Regions from separate parts of the Homo sapiens genome. Here all the other regions are linked to region 1. Evidence: chromatin loops called from intact Hi-C (ENCODE). Cell type or tissue: PC-3. All regions are shown on one strand.

Region 1 (8,000 bases):
TCACTACAGCCTCAAACTTCTGGCCTCACACGATCCTCCTACCTCAGTCTCCTGAGTAGCTGGGACTACAGGCACATGCCACCATGCCCAGCTAATTTTTTATATTTCTTATAAAGACAAGGTTTCACTATGTTGCCCAGGCTGGTCTCATACTCCTGGGCTCAAGCAGTCCACCAGCCTAGCGCTCCCAAAGTGCTGGGATTACAGGCATGAACCACTGTGCCCGGCTGGGACAAGTAATTTTCAAAGTCAGCTTCCCAGAGCCTCGCAAGAGTAGGGCACATGAGAGGAGATGGCAGAGCATCACATCGGGAGGGGTCCAACCTTTTGCCATCTGGTCACCCAGAGCAGCTCCATCAATATTGATACCTAGACTTGACCAAAAATACCACACAGAACAGATAAGCATTACAAATTGCGTCAAGGGTCCCAAGACCACCCCTGGTTTCGAGGCTTCTCTAGACGGACTCGCAGGACTCAGCACACAGTTGCACTCATGGCTATGGTTGATTACACGGAAAGGATACAAAGCAAAAAAACAAAGGGAAGAATCACATGGAATGAAGTCAGGAGGAAGCCAGATGCAGACTTCCTAGAGGCTTCTCCCATCAGAGGCACACAGATGTGCTTCCTTCTCCAGCAACAAGGTAACAATACGAATGAAGTGTTACCCATCAGGGATACTCACTAGAGACTCAGTACCCAAGGTTTGGGGAGAGTTGGTGGCGTAGGCAGCCTATGCCTGGCACATACCAAAATTTCAAATTCCTAGACAAATAGCAGGTGTTCGGCATAAACTATATTGTGTGCAGAAAGCAATCCCAACAAAATAAACCACCCTTATCATGTAAGAAATGGTGGGAACCCTCCAAAAATCCAGGTTACCAGATGTCAACCATGGACAACCTTGCAAGCAGGTCTTTCTAAAAATAGCAGTCTCAGGTCTGCTGTGGTGACTCTTTACTACACACACAAGAAGAAATATATCATTTAAAAATGATATTGTATGTCTATAAAATATAAAGGAATTATCTGATAAACTATTAAAATAAATAAGAGCTTATAAATATGACAATATGGAATTAATAATATGTTTATATACTAGCAGAAACATATACAAACCAACGAACAAAAGGTCCTATATGCAATAGCAACTAAAACATATGTAATGCCTGGAAATAATCTTAACAAGACATGTAGTGACAACATGAAGTAAAAATACAAATTATATTGAGAAATATAAAATAAAACTTGAAAAAGTAACCAGATGATTATTCCTGATTAGGAAGACTGGATATAAAAATAATGTTCAAAATTAATTTATAGGTCTAATGTAACCACAATCAAAATCTCTGCTGCTTTGAGTTCTTTCTTTAAAAGAAAAACATAGGTTTTGGGGGGTTTTTGCCTACTTTGACAAAATGATCTCAAAGTTCACTCAGAGAATAAAAAGGGGAGAAAATTCAGAAAAAAAATATTTGTTAGATGGTGAGTCTTATTCTGTTTTAATCATCTTACAATGATATGATAATTAAAACAATGTGGTAAGTGTACAAAGAATGGCCTAGATCAATGAAACAGTTAAGTCCAAATACGGTCTTAGTATATGAATAACAAAGAATGCCTCACAAATCAATGAGGAAGACAAAAGTTGTCAATCTATGATTTAGGAATAACTGTTTGACAATTTGGAGCACATTCATCTAAACCCTAATTTTTTTTTTTAAAGAAAGCCAATCCTGTCTGATCTTTTTATTACTGCAAATAGCCATTATGAAATATAATGAAAACCAAGATGTGTTTGGCTTTGAAAAGGTTACAGTTACATTAGTATTTGCTACTTCTTTATGTCAAAAAAAGTAGGTAAAATAAAAGGGCAGACAGGCCTGGGAAAAATATTGCCAAGAGTTAATGTATTTTATATATTAATAAAAATATACAGTCACATATTGCTTAATGAAGAGATACATTCTGAGAAATGTGTGATTAGGCAGTTTGTAGTGAGAACATCATACCCCGTATTTACACAAACCCAGATGGTACAGGTTTGCACACCTAGGCTATATGGTATGGCCTATTGCTCCTAGGCTACAAACCAGTACAGCATGTTACTATATTGAAAACTGTAGGCAATTGTAACACAGTGCTAAGTATTTGTGTGTCTAACATATCTAAACATAGAAAAGGTGCAGTAAAAATATAGTATTAAAGGAAAAAATGGTTCACCTGTGTGGGGCACTTACCATGAATGGAACTTGTAGGACTGGAAGTTGCTCTGGATGAGACAGTGAGTGGGTGGTGAGTGAAGGTGAAGGCCTAGGACATTACTATACACTACTGTGGACTTTATAAACATTGTACACTTACATTACATTTATTTTTAATTAAAAATAGGGTTTTTTCTTTGATAGTAAATTAACTTTGGCTTACTGTATGACCACCATATACGCAGTCCATTGTTGACAGAAATGGCTTCATCAGGACATGGTTCTATTATATCTTTATATGAAGCAGAGGCGATAGTAGAAAGTATTTCGTCCATGGCCATGTGGTCTTGGATAAGTCATTTAGCTTCTCTAAACCTCAATTTCCTTCCTTCTTGCAGGTTGTGGCAAGGCATAAATATACATAAAGCTCTTGGCATAATATTCTACTCATTATGGTTGACCAACAAATGATAGCTAATTAGTAGTGGTGGTAGTGGTAATTATACTTGTAATGATCGTAAAAGCTCACATAACTAAGAAAGCATTGTCCCCAAAGATAAATGCGTAAAAAACATGAACAGAGAATTCTCAAAGGAGAAAATAAAACTCATGAACTTGGAAAAATGTTTGACCTCACCAAAAGTCAGAAAAGTTCAAATTAAAGCCATGAAATGGCATTTTTTCACCCACCAAATTATCCAAACATTTTTTTAAAAGTAGTACCCAGTGGTGGGAGGGTGTGTTGAAATCGATATTTTCATACATTGCTGATGATTTATAAATTAGCACAACTGTGTTAGGAAGTAATGTGTAAATATGTACTGTCATTTCCCCAAAAGATCATATTCTCTGATTTAGTAATTTCAAGGCTGAGATTCACTCCTTGGAACAGACCCCAAACATGAAAATGCTACATGCAAATGAATGTTCAATGTAGTTGTTCTTGAATAATTAAAAACAATCTAGCTGTCCAGCAGTGGGAGAAATTACTACAATTTACTCAGTAGATATGATAATTAGAATGTTACTCGGAAAATATAAGAAGTAAGGCCGGGCGCGGCGGTTCACACCTGTAATCCTAGCACTTTGGTAGGCCGAGGTGGGCAGATTGCTTGAGCTCAGGAGTTCGAGACCAGGCTGGGCAAAATGGTGAAACCCTGTCTCTACTAAAATATAAAAAATTAGCCATGCATGGCTAATTTTTTACGTGTGGGCGCCTGTGATCTCAGCTACTTGGGAGGCTGAGGTGGGAGAATCGCTTGAACCCGGGAGGCAGAGGTTGCAGTGAGCCGAGATCACGCCACTGCACTCCAGCCTGGGCGACAGAGCGAGACTCCGTCTCAAAAACAAACAAACAAACAAGAAGTAGTCCAGGCGCGGTGGCTCACGCCTATAATCCCAGCACTTTGGGAGGCCGAGGTGGGCAGATTGTTGGAGGCCAGGAGTCAAGACCAGCCTGGGTAACAATAGCAAAAACCCCGTCACTATCAAAAATACAAAAAATTAACCGGGCGTGGTGGCAAGCACCTGTGGTCTCAGCTACTCATGAGGCTGAGGTGGGAGGATCGGTTGAGCCCAGGAGGCAGAGGTTGCAGTGAGCGGAGATTGAACCACTGTACTGCATCCTGGGCGACAGAATGAGACCCTGTCTCGAAAAACAGTTAAAAAATTAAAAAGAAAATACAATATGAGAAAATAAAACAGGAAGCAGCATTGTATGTGTATTGTATAGCAGACAAAAGTGGAAAGACATATTTCAATTTAGAAACAGTAATATTAAAATGTATGATTATGGAGAATTGCTACTTTTATAATTTATAAATTATAGTTAATTAAAATTAGATTTTGATAATTATTTCCACATGAGTTCTTTCTTCTTTAAATGACACCAAAATTTAACCTCAAAATCTTGGCAAACACTGACAGCCCTGAGTTTTTTTATATTGCTCCTCTAGAGGGAGCACAAGTGCTTAAAATACTTCATAACCATGACAATGTTTCACAATAGTCAAGAATTTTAGAAGGGCAAGAAAACACAGTAATCTACTGCAGTTTATCAGTAGTGTAGTCTGGTGTAGATAATCTAGTCTTAGATACAGAAGACACCCTCTAGCTATAAATAATTTATTTTCTATTATTAGAGCTGCTTTTAAGTGACATCAATTTTCTTGCATTGAATATATCATCTTTTTGAGTTGAAGTTCCCAGTAGACAGGAAAATGATGAAAAGGAAAAGAAAATCAAGGATGCAAGCTACTCTCAAAGTCCTAATGTTACTGACATGGAATTATAGTTTAATAACTTTTCCTTAAACTTCCAAAGAAAAGTGCTATCAGCCCATTTAATTTTTTTTTTTTTTTTTTGGTTGTTGTTGTTTGTTGTTGGTATCCTATTAATGTTGAGTTCCGCAGAGCACCAAGAAAAGGAAAGGAAAGAATTTGTATCTTTGATGTATTAGTTAATTTGACTAGGTGCCTACCCAGGCAGGGCAAATCTGATCAACAATCCAATGTGTCTCTTGCTATGCCAATTGCAAAAGGAGATGGGGTTTCGCTTTGGACGGTCCTCAGGGTCAGCCACTTTCTAGCTCTGAGTCCACTCTAAATGTTCTCAAGTTTGTTCGATTTGAATTTCAAAAACCCTAATTACGGTGCATAATTTCCTTCTGTAACCCAGTTTTGCCACAAAGCTTCTTGGAATCAAGAGCAACATGAACAACCATAGCTTCTTCACAAGTACTTATTCCTCCTTCCATCTTTATACACCCAGACAACAAAAAAGGCAATAGAAGATGGGGATGATAGGAACCTGAGAACTCTTTTTTCTTCTGACCTGAACAATGAACATCTTTTCAAATAACATAACAAGTCGTAAGAGAACAGCAGATGAATTATTTCACATGGAATCTAGAGGTAGAAATGCCCCATAAAACTTTTCTATTTGGGGAAGGCTTGCTCAGGAATCTCATTTCCTCTATTGGGTGTAGTCTAACAGATGAGATAAAAGGCCAGGATCCTGCAGGACCATCCCCGCTGTGGAGCCCTTGCCCAAAACGGAGGTGGTGAGCTTCACTCCCTGCCTGTCGGGACATCTTCATCCATCTTCTTTGCACTTTCAAACTACTACTACTACTTAGTATTGTAATCACTTTTTATTATTTAAAAGGATGTGAGCATTGTAGAAAGTTACCCTCCAAAAACCCAAAACCCCTGCTAATTTAACTTAAGGTTCTCCAGCTTTCCATATCAATACATTTTTATCTTATCTAATATCTAGTCCATATTCAAGTTTCCACAATTTATTCCCAAAGTGTCCCGTATAGTTCATTTGTTCAACCCACAGCCCAATCCAGAACCATGCATTGCTTCTGGCTGAAATGTCCTTTGAGTCTCTTGATCGAGCCCGATTTCTCTTCTTCTTCCTCCTTTTTTTTTGTTTTGCGACAAAGTCTTGCTCTATCACCCAGGCTGCAGTGTTGCAGTGTAATCACAGCTCACTGCAACCTCGACCTCCTGGATTCAATCAATCCTCCTGATTCAGCTTCCCAAGTAGCTGGGACTACAGGTGGGCACCACCATGCCCAGCTATTTTTTGTGTTTTTAAATAGAGATAGGATTTTGCCATGTTGCCCAGGGTGGTCTCAAACTCCTGGGCTCAAGCAATCGACCCACCTCAGCCTCCCAAAGTACTGGGCTTACAGGCATGAGCCGCTGCACCCAGCCCTATCTTTCTTCTTTTTAATGACTCTGACTTGTTGAAGAGCCAACCAGGCCAGTTTTCCTAATTCCTGACTTTGTCTGCTTGCCATTTACCATGGCATTCAACTTGTTCCTCAACTGCTGAAGTTTACATCTGAAGTTAAAACTAAATACGATGAATTCAAGTTAATTTTTAAATCTATCATAGATGGTGGTATACTTCACATTGCATCTTCATCATATTAGAGAACATAAATAGTAATTGCTTGCTAAGATTCATCCCTAGGTTAGGGTAATAGTCTAAGCCTTTTATTGAGTGACAGAATGCTGATTTTCTAATTCTGTCATTCTTCTACATTCTTGGCAAGCATTCTTCTGAAAATAGAACTTTCTCTTTCAGCTGGAGCTATTTGGTTACTCTAAGATACATTTCTTACATAAAGGTTAGATAAATGCTTAATTCTTTCTTTCATTACCAATTGTCAAAGTATGAAGTCAATTGTCAAGCCATCTCAAATGATGGCTTACAAGTTCTCTTTTTGGCTTTCTCTTTTTTTAATGTCCCTATAGAAATATGGATTTTTAAAATTTAGTGTGATTCAATTCATTAAATCAATATTCTTTTTGATGTTCAAATTGTTGCAAATTTGGGTAAGGGTGGGCTCCCAATTTGGACATACTTTTTATTTTTATTTTCCATTAAAAAATATTTTTAGCATTTCTTTTGTATTTGTCTACCTATTTATTTTTGTACATGAATAAGTTCTTTAGTGGTGATTTCTGAGATTTTGGTGCACCCATCACCCAAGCAGTGTACACTGTATCCAGTTGTAGTCTTTTATCTCTCACCCCACTCCCGCCCTTTCCCCCACTCCCCAAAGTCCATTGTATCATAGGCCTTTGCATTGGACATACTTTTTAACTTAGATTTTACAGATAATATTCCTTCCTCTGGGCATTATCTCAGTCCCCAATTTATGCTTAATATTTTCTGTTTATGTTCTTCTCTGTCATTGATTTAGAAATACTCTTATACCATATATCTGTGTACGTTTTGTCTACTATAAAAAAGTTTCACTTTTTAATTTTCAGGTTTACAATTCATGTCATAAAAACTATCCTTATTTGCCAACTCAGTGATTTGTTGTCCATTTTCTTATCAGTTTTCAAAATTTTATTGTTGTTGTCTCTTCTCCGACAACAACACGGTCTCGTGGAGAGGTAGGCAGGAGCCAGGGCATGAAGAGTCTTATATGCCAAGTTGGAGAATTTAGACTTTCACCTGAAGGCGATCAAGTGACATTGAACAGGCATTGCAGAGGAGTATCATGATCAGATCTCCTTTTTGGAATGATCAGGTGATCAGGCTACAATATAGAGTATTTCACAGACGTGAATAGGACTAGAGGCTGGAAATCCAGTGAGGGACCTAACCTGCAGTGATTTAAGTAACCAGCCCTAAGAAAGTAGCAGTGGGTATACAGAGAAGTGAACAGCTCTCAGTGTGTTTAGAAGTAGTCACAAGGGCAAGATGCCATGGCTCATGCCCACAATCCCAGCACTATCAGAGGCCAAGGCAGGAGGATTGCTCAAGCCCAGGAAGTCGAGGCTGCAGTAAGCTAACGTGCCACTGTACTCCAGCCTGAGTGACAGAGAGGCCCTGAATAAATAAACAAACACATAAGAAATAATCACCGACGGGATTTGGTGATTATTTAGATGTAGAGGCCAAGGAAGAGGAAAGAGTCAAGGATGACTCCAGGTTTCTAGCTTGGGCAACTGCATGGGCAATGATGCCATCCACTGAGATCTAGAACAATGGATGTGAAACCAGCTTCACAAGGAAGTGTGGCATCCTGCCTTTATAAATGCCAAGTTCCACTACGTTTTATCCTCATTAGGATATTAATGACCACATTTTCCCAGTGAATGCACTTTTCTATTTCAGGAAGTAATACAGATCTTTTCTACTTGAAATCACCAACATTCCCTCTTTTTTTCTTCCACAACCTCCTCATCCTGCGCTACCAGCTCCAGCACACTACCGCACCTGTGCCCACATACACTGGCTTCCATCCTGCTTCAGTGGAAGAAA
Region 2 (8,000 bases), 110 kb after region 1:
CCTCAGCCCACAACACCCCAGGCTTTTATTCCACTTCACACCTGTCACCATTACTTCAGAATTTTATGAATTCCAAGGCACGTTTTTCTTTCTTCCTGCTATAGTTCCTGTCATAGTCCCTTCCTGTTATAGTTCCTGCTATAACAGCCAAAAGAGGATCCATCTAGTCCCCGATCCTGTGTCCACACCTTGGTTTAGTCTTTTCATGAATCTTATAAAAACAAATCAGGAACATGACATCAAATACACATTTCCCTGCCTTTTATGATTTTAGAGATTACTGCCATAATTAAAGGCCACTTCAGAAGATGGACTTACATTTGGGAAACAAAGTAAATTGTATTTTCCTACATATTTATAAAACTATAGAGCTGGGTAACATCAAGCTACTGGGATGGAATATGTCCTGAAAAAATCCTTATCATAGGAATATCTTATTGACTACAAAATATATATTTGGACCATTTTGAGATATGACCTCATCATCAATGAAAAATTATTTTGTAAAAAATTTCATGCAGACACCATACATACTTAAACTTTGAGATATTGGTCTATCTTAACCATAAATCTGTAAGTTTTATTTTTAGCACTGGAATTTTTTTAAGTACCATTCATACCACCCTCCAATATATGAAATAAACAGAAGTCAAGTCACTCTGGTTGAAGCTCAGGAAGGGGGAACAGAGTACCAGCTGTCAGCACCTTCCTTCTCCCCATTAGCAGTGCCTGATGCACTTCCATAGGCCCATTGTTTTAGAATCATTGATCTAATTTGCTCCCAGCGGGCATGAATAATCCCACTCCACTAATAAGGCTCATCTGAGTTGTATCAGATTCTTCAGAGAAACAGAACCAGTATAATTTGTGTGTGTGTATTCACTCCTTAAATAAATATATATATCCCTTAAATATCTTTATATATGAATATACTTACATATAATATTTATATATATAAAATAAAGACTATTTTGTCCGGGCACGGTGGCTCACACCTGTAATCCCAGCACTTTGGGAGGCTGTGGTGGGCAGATCACAAGGTCAGGAAATCAAGACCATCCTGGCCAACATGGTGAAACCCCGTCTCTACTAAAATACAAAAAATTAGCCGGGCATGGTGGCACGTGCCTGTAGTCCCAGCTACTTGGGAGGCTGAGGCAGGGGAATCGCTTGAACCCAGGAGGTGGAGGTTGCAGTGAGCCAAGATCACGCCATTGCACTCCAGCCTGGCAACAGAGCAAGACTCCATCTCAAAAAAAAAAAAAAAAAATTAGCCAGGTGTGGTGGTGTGCATCTGTAATCCCAGCTACTCAGGAGGCTGAGGCAGCAGAATCGCGTGAACCCAGGAGGCGGAGATTGCAGTGAGTCGACATCGCGCCGTTGCACTCCAGCCCCGGTCACAGTGAGAGACTCCGTCTCAAAAAAAAAAAAAAAAAAAAAAGATATTTTTAAAGAATTGGCTCATGTGATTGTGGGGCTGGCAGTCTGAAATCTGTTAGACATTCCATCAGGAATTGATGCCTTCCTGAGTCCCAAGCCAGACTGGAGTCAGAACTTCTTCCTTGAGACCTCAGTCTTTTCTCTTAAGGCCTTTAACTATATGAGACCCACTCACACCATAGTGGTTAATCTGCTTTACTTAGTGTCTGCTGATTTAAATGTTAGTTACATCTAAAAAAATACCTTCACAGCAACATCTAGACTGGTGTTTGATCAAACAACTAGGCACAATAACCTAGAGAAGTTGGCACATAGAATTAGCTAACATAGTAGCTGAACCCAGCTTGGGCTGAGTTTCCTGGCTCATGTAGAAATAAGAAAGGCTCAAAAAATTGCTGACCAGAGATGAAAAAAGCATCTTGTAGTGCCAATGTGATCAAAAGATGCTACTTTGAAATGATTAATGTCCAAAACTACAGGTCGAGCAAGGGCCACAAGCAGAGTAAAGAAGGCCTAATTTTAGTGAATTTGGCTTATCTCAAAAATGAATCCTAGAGTAGAAATTCATCACCAAAGTTCTGCCAGAAACGAAAAGCTTTTCATTAAAGATCTATTAATATTTGAGGTTGATAAATTGAGGTTGAAACTCTAGCAGATTGGAGTTTCATACATAACTGGGACCTGTTTCCTAGCAGCTGGTTCTTGTTACCAGGGATGTAAATGATGAAAATAAAATTTTTGCCTTTTGAAAGCTGAGCTCATACTTCTTTTTCAAAAGACTATTAGCTCTTTAACCTAAAAAAAAAAAAAGATTCAGAAAGGAGTGGCTGAATAACCAATACAGTATGGTTCACTCATGCATTATTTAATCACTCAGAAAGTTTTTGGAATGTAAGTTGTGTACTTTTACACTACACAGCCCAAGTCTCAGAACGGGCCCCTCTAAACCCACTCCCAAGCTGAACTACACACATTACTATGCTGGTACCACTCTTATTTTGGCCTCATGTGTTGGATCAGGGCAGCCATTTTAAAAAATTGACAGATGACATTGTATGTTTTTATTGTATACATGATGTTTTGAAGTATATATACATTGTAGAATGGTTAACAACTCTAGCTAGTTTAAAAATACATTAACTCACATAGCTGTCATTTTTGTAATGAGAGCACATAACTTCCACTGTTTACATTTTTCAATAATACAATATACCATCAACTATAGTCACCTTGCTATACAATAGATATCTTGAAATTTACTCCTCCTATCTAACTGTAATTATGTATCCTTTGACCAGCATCTTCCTATACCCTACCCCTCTAGCCACCCTAGTCTCTGGTAACTACCACTATACTCTCTACTTCTATGAAATCAGCTTGTTTAGCTCCCACATGTGAATGAGACCAAGCAATATTTGAGTTTCTAGACCTGGCTTTTTTTATCTATTTACTTATTTTTGAGACAAAGTCTCACTCTGTTGCCCAGTCTGGAGTGCAGTGGCGCGATCTCGGCTTACTGCAACCTCTGCCTCCCAGGTTCAAGCGATTCTCGTGCCTCAGCCTCACGGGTAGCTGGGATTATAGATGCATACCACCATACCCGGCTAATTTTTGTATTTTTAGTAGAGGCAGGGTTTCACTGCGTTGGCCAGGGTGGTCACGAACTCCTGACCTCAAGTGATCCATCCGCTTCAGCTTCCCAAAGTGCTGAGATTACAGGTGTGAGCCGCTGCGCCCAGCTGGGCTTATTTCATTTAACATAATGTCCTCCAGGTTCATCCATGTCACAAATGTCAGGATTTCATCCTATTTTTATGGCTGAACAGTATTCCATTGTGTATATTTACCATATTTTTTTCTTTCTCCGTTTATTCATTGCTGGGCATTTAGATTGATTCTGTATCTTGCATAGTGTGAATAGGGCTAAAATAAATATGGGAGTACAGATATCTCTTCACCATAGTGATTTCATCTCCTTTGGATATATACCCAGTAGCGTGTGTACGTGTGTGTTTAATTTTCATTTTGACTCAGTGTTCTGTGGAAAACTTTAATTCACTTAAAAAGGCTGAACTAAAAATATCAATAAAGTTTCACTTTCAGCACAAAACTAGAAATGATGTAAATACAATTTTTTTATCTTGAAGAATTATGATTTTAAGTTGGAGGAGGGATGAGGGAATTAACAACTGTGTTTATGCTATTGGCGTATGTCTTGGCCAGTTTTGCTAGTAAACATCTTTGTCAGTTCTATGGGAGCAATTAAACATGAAATATGCAAGTTTTGAATATTGCCAAGTCTTCAGGAACACGTCACTCTCATAAAATGAAACCGTATTGTACTTTCTCTGCTTTAGTCATATGCCTGTACCATTCATGTCAATAAAGTTTCTTTAATTTGTTGACTGGCATCTGGGTTTTAAGAAGCAGAGAAGAGAATCATGATAAATTTATGTTTCAGGCTATTAAGCGATATTTAGAAAAACTGAAATAAATAGTTAATTGGATACAGTCATCTTGTTAGCTTTAATAGTTTTTCTGCCTTTTTTGCAGTCATGAAACTCTTTGACAACCTAAAGAAAGCTATGGGTCTAGGGCCGGGCGCTTGGGAGGCCAAGGCGGGCAGATCACTTGAGGTCAGGAGTTCAAGATCAGCGTGGCCAACATGGTGAAACCCCCATCTCTACTAAAAATACAAAAAAATAGCGGGGTGGGGTGGTGGGCGCCTGTAATCCCAGCTGCTGGTGAGGCTGAGGCAGGAGAATCATTTGAACCTGGGAGGCAGAGGTTCCACTGAGCCAAGATCATGCCATTGCACTCCAGCCTGGGTGACAGAGCTAGACTCCGTCCCCCTCCAATCCCCCCCTACCACCGAAAAAAAAAAAGAAAAATGGGTCTAACCCCCAGAAGAATGCATACATGTTCATGTACACTCCACTTTACCTATGTGTATTACAGACCCCAAGTAAAAAAATCCCTCCTTAGATATAGGATATTTGTGGAGTGGAGCTCTGCATAAGCAAGCACAGGTCCTCTAACAGAGCCACCTCTACCTGCAGTTTCAGCAGTCAGCCTCTAGCTTACTAGGTGCATGTGTAGATAGAATGTAGTCCTGGGTTCCAATTACCCTTCCATCAACCTTCCTAAATGTTCTGGGACTTCTCTTTGTATTCAGGATCAAAGAATTTTAGACTATTAAACCAAAGGTGAAACAAGATTCCTGATGTTACAAATATTTACAACTATTTTTTTTGGTAACTATCAGAGAGCACTAATGACAACTAAAACAATTCAGAAACACACGGAATAGAACAAACTACACAATGTGCTAAATTTCATATGATAAAATCTGACTTAGGTAATCAGGGATAGTTTTTTCTTCAAATAGTTTATTAAATCAATTTGTACCAGAAACACACGCACACACAGGCACACATATATACACATATACATATATGGGCATACATAGTGAAGCTCTGAAATTACAGGAACATACATAGTATTTATGTTAATATATTTTTGAATATTATTTATCAAGACTATGCCTTTCTTGAAAAGATATCAAGATCTGAAAATCCAAAAATATAAAACAAGAATCTGTGGATTTTCATTTAAAAAGTAATTCTTGGGCCAGGCGCAGTGGCTCATGCCTGTAATGCACTTTGGGAGGCTGAGGCAGGTGGATCATGAGGTCAAGAGATAGTAACCATCCTAGCCAAAATGGTGAAACCCCGTCTCTACCAAAAATACAAAAAAAAAAAAAAAAATTAGCTGGGCATGGTGGCGTGTGCCTGTAGTCCCAGCTCCTCGGGAGGCTGAGGCAGGAGAATCGCTTGAACCTGGGAGGTCAAGGTTGCAGTGAGCCAAGATAGCACCATTGCACTCCAGCCTGGGCACAGAGCCAGACTCTGTCTCAAAAAAAAAAAAGTAATTCTTAATTTTAAAAAAGTACAAAATTATTTATTCAACTAGAAGTTCTGTCCATTCAACTACTTGTCACACATCTGTATAAAAGGGCATTTACTCAGAGGATTATTTTATTATTATCAGAAAACATAAAAGGTGAGTTGAAAGATATCAAAAAAATCTCTATTTTAAAAGGACACTTTGGAGCCATAAAAATCATTATTTTTCTCTAGCAGACCAAAAGCTAAAGATCATTTTCAGGGGGATGGACCAACAGCAATGGATAGGGCCTGAATTCTCAGATTTCCCATAGCATCAGTGGAGAGAGAAAACTTCCACTTTATGAAGCTAGATTAGAGCAAGTGTTAACAAAATAAAGTCTTCTACACATTAAAAAAAATCTCATACCGGCTCATTAAGGGAGCAAGGGAATTACTAGAAATAACTCTGAAATTCTTTCCCACAAATACTGAACTTTCATTCTTTTTAAAATGCGTGTCTGTCAACAATTACAAGAAGGAACAGTAAGACAAGGAAAACAAAGAAGTTGCTGATTATAGGTTCTGTTATGAACAAATATATATTTTTAAATTTTATATTTTCAATGGTAGACATGATTTCTTACATGTTTATAATAATTGCACTTGGGTTGATTCCTAGAAACTTGGGAAAGTATAATCACATAGTTTATAGGTTTTACATTTACTTTTAGAAAGGCAAATCATCTCATGCATTCCTATAAGAAAAAATACCTTTGTGAATTCTTGGGTTTATACTCCTAAAATATAAAAATGCTTTCTCAGGAAAAATGAATTATGATCAAAATTTTAAAAATCAGAGATGCAGAACTCAATCAGAAATTCCCTTCATAGGCTAGGGGAAGTGACCAAGGATAAATCAAAACACTAAGACTAAAAATGTTTCAGGTACTGGTTGTGTCTTCAGTGTTTTCCCTGAAGCCCAAATCAGATTTAAGTAAGATGTAAGAGGTATGAGAGGTCTGCCTTGAATCCTAGAGCTTGGAAAGTCTTTTGGAAAAGACATGGAGAAAAGAAACACCTTTGTGAAAACCTAGACAACTATGGCCGAGTGACTGGGATACATTTGTAACAACGTAGAAAAGGTGAAAAACAACAAATTCTATATACAGGTGATTGATGATTTAAAATATCAAAATAAACTTTAAAAGTCCTTTATACCATTGAAAACATACACTTTACAAAAGCACTATACCATGTAATTCAGATTCTGAGACCTGTACACACTTAAAAGCAGAAAGTGTTTGCAGTACTACTTATAACAGCATCACCTAAAACACCAGTCTTCAACCAACAGGTGATAAATGGCAGCACAAATAAATTATCTAAAATATATTCTCCCTTAAATTTGTTTTATAAAAATCCTGCCTAGGGCTGAAATTCATCAACTTCTGAAAAATAAGAATTTGGAAAATCTCACTTTCAAATGTCCAAGAAGAAATCTCATAACCATGGCTCAGTGGCTTCCTTTGGTGACAAAAACAGGGTAAATCGATGTTATAGTTCATCAATATCACAAAATGGATTGTAGGTTGCATTTGCCAGGCCTTTCACAGTGTCCTGGCGTTTATTTTCCTCTCTTATGGGTTTTTCTTTATTTTATCATTTATGATCATTTATTATAATAATGGTTTGGTGGTTTCTCCCACATATTTTCAGAGCATCTTAGGCAAGCTCCTTTACCTCTCTGAGCCTTAGTTTCATCATTAGTAATATAAAAATGGAAACATCTACCACTCAGATCTTCCTTCTTGGGACTTGAGTGTAATTTATCTTCTAAAACATGGAGTCTCTCTTCCCCACACACCTGGGAATTTACTACAGTTTCATGGCAATTATTTTTTCATGATTCATCTTCAGGTTTACAGCTTATCATGGATTTTTTTTCACCATGTCTCCTTAAAAGATACAAATGGATCTACCATTTCCTCTGTCTTGTTTTCCTGCATTTCCTGCTTTTCATGCCTAGAAACAGAAAGATTACACTCACATGATGAACATCCATACTAACAACATCCCATAAAATGTTACCAATCTGAAAATTTCTGATCTTGACTGTCACTCCATCTTCACTTTAAAAAAAAATTGTTTTTAAAGGAAAATTGCCATAAGATTTTAATTCACCTCCATCAACATCCATCCCTCTACCCCTACCCCTCGCCTCCCATCAACTGCTCCTACCTAACTTGTGGTCTATGGGAAACACCCTTGACTTGCAGTCTGCATGCCTGGTTCAAGCTCTGATTCTACTCCTTAAGAGCTTCAGAAAAATCTCCTTAACTGGCTGGGCGTGGTGGCTCACACCTGTAATCCCAGCACTATGGGAGGCCGAGGCGGGTGGATCACGAGGTCAGGAGTTCGAGACCAGCCTGGCCAACATGGTGAAACCTCGTCTCTACTAAAAATACAAAAACTAGCCAGGCGTGGTGGTGGGCACCTGTAATCTCAGCTACTCAGGAGGCTGAGGCAGGAGAATTGCTAGAAACTGGGAGGGGGAGGTTGCAGTGAGCCAAGATTGCACTACTGCACTCCAGCCTGGGAGACAGAGTGAGACTCTGTCTCAAAAAAAAAAAGAAAGAAAGAAAGACAGAAAAATCCCTTTAACCAGGGGTTCCC
Region 3 (8,000 bases), 49 kb after region 1:
ACCTGGAAATATACTTAACCAAGGAGGTGAAAGATCTCTACAAGGAGAACCAGAAAACACTGTTGAAAGAAATCACAGATAACACAAATAAATGGAAATATACCCCATGCTCATGGACTGGAAGAATCAATATTGTAAAAATAACCATACTGCCAATTCCTGTCAAAATACCAATATCATTTTTTATAGAATTAGAAAAAAAAAACTCCTAATATTCATATGGAACCAAAAAAGAGGCCAAATAGCCAAAGCAATCCTAAGCAAAAAGAACAAAGCTGGAGTCTTTTCCAGCTTTTAGAGGCTGCTTGCATTCCTTGGCTGATGGCCACGTCACTCTGACCTCTGATTCCATCATCATATCTTCTTCTCTGATTCTGACACTTCTCCCTTTTTCTCATAAAGACCCTTCTGATTACATTGGGTCTGCCTGGATAATCCAGGATTATTTCTCTATCTCAAGATCTTTAACTTAATTATATCTGAAAAGTCCTTTTTGCCATGCAAAAAAGAAAGGTTCTAGGGATTAGGATGGGACCTCTTTGAAAGAGGGTCATTACTCTGTCTGCCACATGAAGACAATTTTGAAGAAGAACCAGGAGAGGGTCCTTGCCATACTAGATACTAAGATTTATGATAAATCTCCCGTAATTAAAATCAGGTTGTATTGGAAGAGGCATAAGTAACGAGAACCCAGAAAAGGGCTATCATATATGGGAACTTGGTATATGACACAGGTAGTTTTACAAATTAGGAGGGAAAGCCAATAAACACTGTTGAGACCATTAGTTGTCCATGTAGGAAAAAAGAATTAGCTCCCTAACTCATCGTATATATAAATCAGTTCCAGATAAATTGTGTAGACATAAAGGTGAGGAAAATATTAAAATACTGGCAAATAATTTTATGACCTTAAGTAGAGAAAAATTTCCTATAAAGACCCCCAAAGCACAAATGATAAATTGTATACATAAAAATGTAATACTATTCCACAATAAAAGACACCATGCATAAAATAAAAAGACAAGCCAGAAACTCTAAAAGATGTTTGCCATCCATGTAGCCAAAACCAAACCATTAATATTGAAAATACAGAAAGAATGTCTATAAATCTATAAGAAAGTCCAGTTATATAAAAATTAAAATAGATCAGAGTCCTAAATCTAAGAGCTAAAACCATAAAAAATCTTAGGAATAAAATACGGGTAAATCTTCATGACCTTGGATTTGCCAGTGGTTTCTTAGATACGACATCAAAAGTACAAGCACCAAAAGAAAAAATAGATAAGTTGGACTTCATAGAAATTAAAAACTTTTGTGCATGAGAGGACACTATCAAGAAAGTAAAATGACAACCTATAGAATGGAAGAAATATTTGCAAATTATATATTTGATAAGGGTCTAGTATCCAGAATATATAAAGGGCACTTAAAACTCATCAATGGAAAAATGAACAACTCATTTAAAAATAGCAAGGACTTGAACAGACGTTTCCCTAAAGAAGATATACAAATGGCTAACAGGTACATGAGAAGATGATCAATACCATAAGCCATTAGGGAAGTGTAAATCAAAACCATAATGAGATACCACTTCACATTCACTGCAATTGTGTTAACACTTTTTTAAATGGAAAATTAGTGTTGGCAAAGTTGTGGAGATATTGGAACTTTCATAAATTGCTGATAGAAATGCAAAATAGTGTAGCTGCTATAGAAGACATTTTGGGTGTTTCTCTAAAAACTAAACACAGAATTACCACATGACCCAGCAATTCCATACCCCCCAGAATTGAACAGGGACTCAAACAGATACTTTTTAACCAACGTTTATCAGACTACTATGAAAGGTGGAAACAACTGAAATGTTCATTAACTGATGAACGGATAAATAAAATGTGCTACATATATATTACATATATGCATAATATATTATGTGTAAATATTATCTATATATACATATTATGCATATTATATACATACACATACACCTCAATATTATTCAGCCATAAAAAGGAATGAAGTACTGATACACACTACAATATGGATGAACCTTGAAAACATTATACTAAACGAAAGAAGCCAGGCAAAAATGACCATATAGTGTATGGATCCATTTATACGAAATATCATGAGTCAGCAAATTTATAGCGCTAACAGCTTAGTGGCTTCCAGGATCAGAGGTGGGAGGAAAATGGGGAGTAACTGCTTAATGGATATGGGTTCCCTTTTTGAGTGATGAGAAGTTTGAGTGATGATGGTTGCACCGCTAAATATCACCAATGGTAAATTTTATGCTATACATATTTTAACACAATAAAAAAGCACAGGTGATAAACTGCATACGTCAAAATGTAATACTCCTACACATTAAAAGACACCATAAATGATGTAAAAAAGATAAACCACAACTTCTTAAAGACCACTGCCACCCATGTAGCCAAAAAAGCATACAAGATTATAAAGTGAACGTCTATAGCTCTCTAAGAAAATACAAACAACACAATGAAAAAACGAGCCAAGGATAAGATCAGACAATTTATAGAAGAAAGAACCTAAATGTCCAAGAAAAAACAAATATGAGAATGTGTTCAACCTCATTAGTAATTAAGAAAATGCAAATGAAAACATATTTTGCACCCTATTAGACAAGAATCACACATCAGTTAAAAATGAATGGGTAAACTAGATCTAAATATTTTCTTATGGATAAGAAAGGTGGAAACAACCCAAATGTTCATTAACTGATGAATGCATAAATAAAATGTGCTACATATACATTACATATACACTCAAAAACAATGTTGAGTTTAAAAAGTTAAGTTTCAGCTCACTTATAGAATAAACAGACATTTGTGTAAAGTTTAAAAACACATAAACTGAAGCAAATATTTTTATGAATACAGACATCTGTAGTAAAGGTACAAAAACTCAGAAGGACAGATACCCAGTAACTTCCTGATGACAGCTGTCTCTGGGGACGGAGGGACAGGAATAGAGTAAGGGTGGCACAGAAGAGGAGTTGTCCCTTATTTTCATTTATTAAAAACAAAGTAAAACAAACAAACAAACAAACATCTGGAATCCCAGCACTTTGGGAGGCCAAGGTGGGAGGATCACTTGAGCCCAGGAGGCTGAGGCTGCAGTGAGCTGTGATCACGTCACTGCACTCTAGCCTGGGTGACAGAGCAAGACCCCATCTATTTTAAGAAAAAAAAAAAGAAAGAAAAAAAAACTGAAGCAAATAAAACACATTGTTGATATTTGTTAATTCTGAATAGCGGGCACCTATGCCTTTATTGTATACTTTCCATGCTTTCTGTGAGTCTGAAATTTTTTAGAATTAAAAAACTAATAGTCTATTAATGTGGAGAAATAAGACACAAGTCTGCAAAGATGAAGTATATAAATGTGTAAATTTTGCTACGGTGAGGAAATTGACTAAACGTTTATGTGTGAGAGAGAGAAAAAGAGAGAGAATGGCAGATATTTCCTGCATTGAAAGTTGCCAAGTTGGGTTTATTTGAAGAGACCTCATAATGACAACTTTGGTGACACTCCCTAGTCAGGGATCTCTGGATAGGGCAGGGCCCAGAGACTTGGACATTTGCTCAGGACAGTGCGCGCTGCAATCGACTAAGGCTGCTTTCTGTTGCTGCCAAGCAACAAAATTCAGAACAAAAACTGTTACCCACTTCTGATTCATCCAATATTTTTTATAGTCCATGGGTTCATGTTACGTGCTTATTGGCTTAAATTTATTTATTTAAATAAATAAAATTATAAAGTTTAAAATAAACCTAAACTTAAATAATGGTTTAGGTATATTTTAAACCTAAAATATAAGCCATAATATTATAGGTTGGATCAATGTTTTTTAGACTACGTTTGCTATTCTAATCACAACTGGGAAAAAGTGATCCCTAGCCCATTTGCTTTTGAGGCTCTTGCCTGACACCAGTTCATGTTTTCTGAAGAATACCAAAAGGAAAATGTTACCACCACTCACTCATTTAACAAATGATCTGCTGTTGATTTTCTGGGCTGCAGATTCTGTGTTAAACATTTAAACAGCCACACGGAAATGACAACTTACTGACAAAGTTGGCTAAGAAGTTCCATGGTTCCACAGTTCAGATCTCTAAGTATGAGTCCACGTTGCCTGCTTGCTCAGCACACAGGAATGCTTAATTTACATGGTACTTTTTTAACTAATAAACACTTCTTTCTAATGCAGGGCTAACTTGCAGAAGCCTAACTTAGTATTCTTGGGTTTTTTGAACCATATCACAGGAGATAAAGCAGGGAATTCTTTTCCTAAGAATCACTGCAAATTTGTAAATATTGTATGTCAGTAAATATGGCATTAAGATGGAATTTCTGTTTGGTAAGATTAGTGACTGTTATTTTCACAGCATGTTCTGACATAAGAAGAGCATACTTATTTTTTAAGCAGAGTACACGATAAAATGTATAATCCTTTCCCAAATCTCATTATTCAAAATTTTCTAGAACACAGCCTCCTTTGTTAGAATATAACCTTGTGGGCAGGAAATTTATCCTATTTATTTGGCATACAGGTCGTATCTAGTTAGCAGCTGTTGTGAATAGTGCCAACGCCAGATAATTACATGGATTATGGACTGCATTATCTAATCAAGAATCAAGATGCATGCCCTATCTTTTGCTCTTAAAAGATGGCATGAGAAAAACAAACAAAAAAAATGGAAGTAAAATATTAGGATTCTAATAACTCCCCAATCAAGAAAACTGTGTTTTTGCACATGAAGAAATAAGTGTGGTCATTGTGATTTTGGAAAAATATATAATCTCACACTAAGAACAGTAATGTAAACAGCACATGGACAATTAGCTATAAATCTCTAGAAAGCAATTCTTTATACTGAAGGACAAGAACCAAGATATTAATATTTATGGGTACACACACACACACACACACACACACACAAAACAAGAAACATGATGTGGTATGGCCTTGCACCTTGGGTTTGGCTGGCCAACCAAGGGGAAAACCCCTGACCCAAGCTGTCCTGGGCACATTCTCTTTTTGGTATTTGGAAATGGAGACGAGAAAGCTGAGTCAGAATCTACGTGTGTGACAGTCCCTGCCATGTGTAAGCTTGGGCATTCTGGGGAGGCCATGTTTTGCTCTGTGAACTAAAGGGCAGAAAAAGCCATTCAGTAAAGAGAAACAAAGGAGATGAGTGCTGTATAATCTCCTGTTGCTGCTGTAACAAATTACCACAAACTTAATGGCTTAAGACATACAGATGTGTGATCTTACAGTGCTGGAAGTCAGAAGTCTAAAATTGGCTGGCCGTTTGCATTCTTTCAGAGGCGATAGGAGAAATTCTATTTCCTTGCTTTTTCCATCTGAGGCTGCCTGAATTCCTTGGCTTATGGCTACATCACTCCACTCTGCTTCCATTGGTCACATCTTCTCTGACTCTGACCTTCTTACCCGCTTCTAAGGACTCTTGTGATTACACTGAGCTCACCTGGATAATCCAAAATAAATTCTCCATCTCAAGATATTTAATTTAATTGCAAGGTTCCTTTTGCTATATAAAGTAGCATTTTACAAGTTCCAGGAATTAGGACACCTTATGTGTGGTGGGGGACGGGGGGTCATTATTTGCCTACCCTAAAAGCTCAAGGAGGAACAGTGATGACAGGTTCCAATAAAATGAAAAGTTCCAGTAGCAAGCCATTCCTGCATTTCTGCTCTTGGATGCCATGACACACTCTTATACTCCTGTAAGAAGCCTTTTGGGCAACAGCTGCCTGAGCGCTCTGTTGACATGAATTCTGAAGACTTATTGGAATGTCATGATGAGTGAATGAATGTCTGCCAGGGCACCAAACAAGGAGAGCTATCTCATATGTGTCACAAATTCGCCATCCTTGCTCAGGATTAGAAGTTGTAGAATTAGTATGGCTGGGTGTAAAGAATCATTTTGTTCATTATAAAAAGGGGGCTTAAACTATGAACATTTAAATCCTTGTTAATAGTACCAGAACCTTAATTAAGGGCTATTTGCCTCAGGAGCCTGTCTGTAATCTCAGGAGCTGAGAGTAGGTAGGCCACATGTTACCATGCACTAGATGCATAGCACTTAGGAAAAAAATCAACTTGATGATTTTGCTACATAACACCTCTCCCTTTGAACAAAACAGTTGCTGTTTGGGGTCCCAGATCACAAACCTTTGAACAAAACAGTTGCTGTTCAGAATCACTGATCACGGACCTTAGGATCGCATCATACGGCTCCTCCTAAGTAGCATGGCCACAGGCAGGAGGCAATCTGTCTCACTAGGCAAAGCATTTTTCCATGTCAGAGCATTTGCTCACAAGAGAAGGCCATTGGTTTCAGCAACCCAAAGTTTTCTTTCTGTCAGTTTTGTTTAGTGCCCTGTGCCAGGAGCTCACTTATGCCTGTATCCTTGGCTCAATTTAATAGGGAATTCTGCCCTGAGTGACACTTAATAACCTCAGTAACCGCTAGCTCCAGTGTTCTCAGTGACTTCATAGTGCTGAAATTACATCGTCACATTCACACCAGCTAGAAACAAAGATAAGCCCAAGATGGCACAGAATTCATGAGGAGCCGAAGGGTGAGCTGGAGGGTATGGCTACGTTTTTTAAACGGCATCAAGAACTCAACCTGTCTCTCAGAATCAGTGAGAGCACTTAAAAGGAGAGGAGCCAGACTAAATAACTCACCAGGCAGACCTCCTCTGCTTAACTGCCTTGAAGTTTTCCCTTCCTGAAGAATTCTTTCCTCTCTGAAGATTTAAGGAGGCACATGTGATCTAATCCCCCACACTAGCTTCTAAACCCTGTAGAATGAGTGTTTACAAAGTAGAATCTTTTACTAGATATTGTAAGAGAGATGTCTGTGTGTGTTTTGCCAAGAAATTAAAATCCAGTCTTTGCCAAGGAGCATAAATATACTTGGCAGAATCCAGAGGCTCAGTAGCAAAGATAAAAGTAATTGTTCCCTTCAGCCAATTGCTCACACTTATTACAAAACATTTATCTTCCCCCAGGGTGGATTTTCTCCTCTGATGCCGTCTGGCCCAGGAGGACATCATCCTCCGCCCTGGAGGGCCCATGAGATGCTCAGGGCCACATCAGTACATTTCTATGCAGCTCCAGATAGGTACAACCCACAGAGTACAATTACTGACCTGAAACATTTCATCTCTCAGGGATGTGATATTTTCCCCTCCAGTAATGATCAACTTTTAAGAAAGACATTTATATTTTAACTATGTCATTCTTTCCAGTGCTTTAAAACCTGATTTGATTTTCTTCAGCTCTCTGGGCTTTATATAAATGTCAGTAAACTGAATGGGCTGTCAACACCTAGATTAATGATTGGCTAACAGGAGATTTCTTGGTTTTATATTCAGTGAAGCAACTCAGGGACTGTAAGCACTGTGGTGCTTTTACGATTTTTCCCTTAACCCTTTTATGCCCCTAAAGACGTATCACCCTGGGAGAAAAACAACCACAGTGGTCTGATTCTGAGTAAAACCTCTCTGTTCTTCCTTTTCCTGTGCGGTGTGCCCCAAACCAACTAATTATCAGAAAACTAAAATGTTGATACACCCAAATTTAAACTGGTTAAAACTTTTTAACACAATTTGAAGGTCAAAACAAGTCTAACATTTCAACAAAAACTTGTGCCATCATCAGTAACTAAAATTTAATAATACTTGGCAGTGAATTCAATTTACTCTGTGTACTTGACAATACTACAGCTGCGTTTCTTTCTAAAATAGCCTCTAAAACGTTTCAAATAACGCAATTGCTCATTTGTTTAGAACTATAGTTGTTTGTGTACTTATCTTACTTTTCTCTTGAATTGTGTGTTCCTGGAAGGGAGACACTTCAAAGCATTGCACAAGGAAACCAAACATGCATCAGACATAATCCCTGTCGTTCAGGACTTGAAAACACAAGAGATGAGAACTTC

The links. Hi-C counts contacts between places; a loop is a spot of excess contacts. Peaks named below come from ENCODE experiments on the same cell type or tissue, not always from the same donor. Only the 100,000 strongest peaks of a DNase experiment are listed, where the experiment ranks them.
Region 2: it touches region 1 in a loop (3-fold over the local background); 17 of 110 quality-filtered maps call a loop at or near these places.
Region 3: it touches region 1 in a loop (2.6-fold over the local background); 5 of 110 quality-filtered maps call a loop at or near these places.

Annotation. Positions count from the first base shown.
Region 1 is chr14:52,295,721-52,303,720 of GRCh38, forward strand. No RefSeq gene overlaps it. Among named protein-coding and RNA genes, the nearest start is that of PTGER2, 15 kb to the right of the region's middle. In PC-3, a CTCF peak has its summit at 4,178 (motif pointing right); a DNase peak (open chromatin) is centred at 4,171.
Region 2 is chr14:52,410,485-52,418,484 of GRCh38, forward strand. No RefSeq gene overlaps it. Among named protein-coding and RNA genes, the nearest start is that of PTGER2, 100 kb to the left of the region's middle. In PC-3, no CTCF peak of the experiment used is centred here; a DNase peak (open chromatin) is centred at 3,767; H3K4me3 peaks cover 366 bases; H3K27ac peaks cover 735 bases.
Region 3 is chr14:52,344,841-52,352,840 of GRCh38, forward strand. No RefSeq gene overlaps it. Among named protein-coding and RNA genes, the nearest start is that of PTGER2, 35 kb to the left of the region's middle. In PC-3, no CTCF peak of the experiment used is centred here; DNase peaks (open chromatin) are centred at 3,671 and 4,111; H3K4me3 peaks cover 1,673 bases; H3K27ac peaks cover 3,646 bases.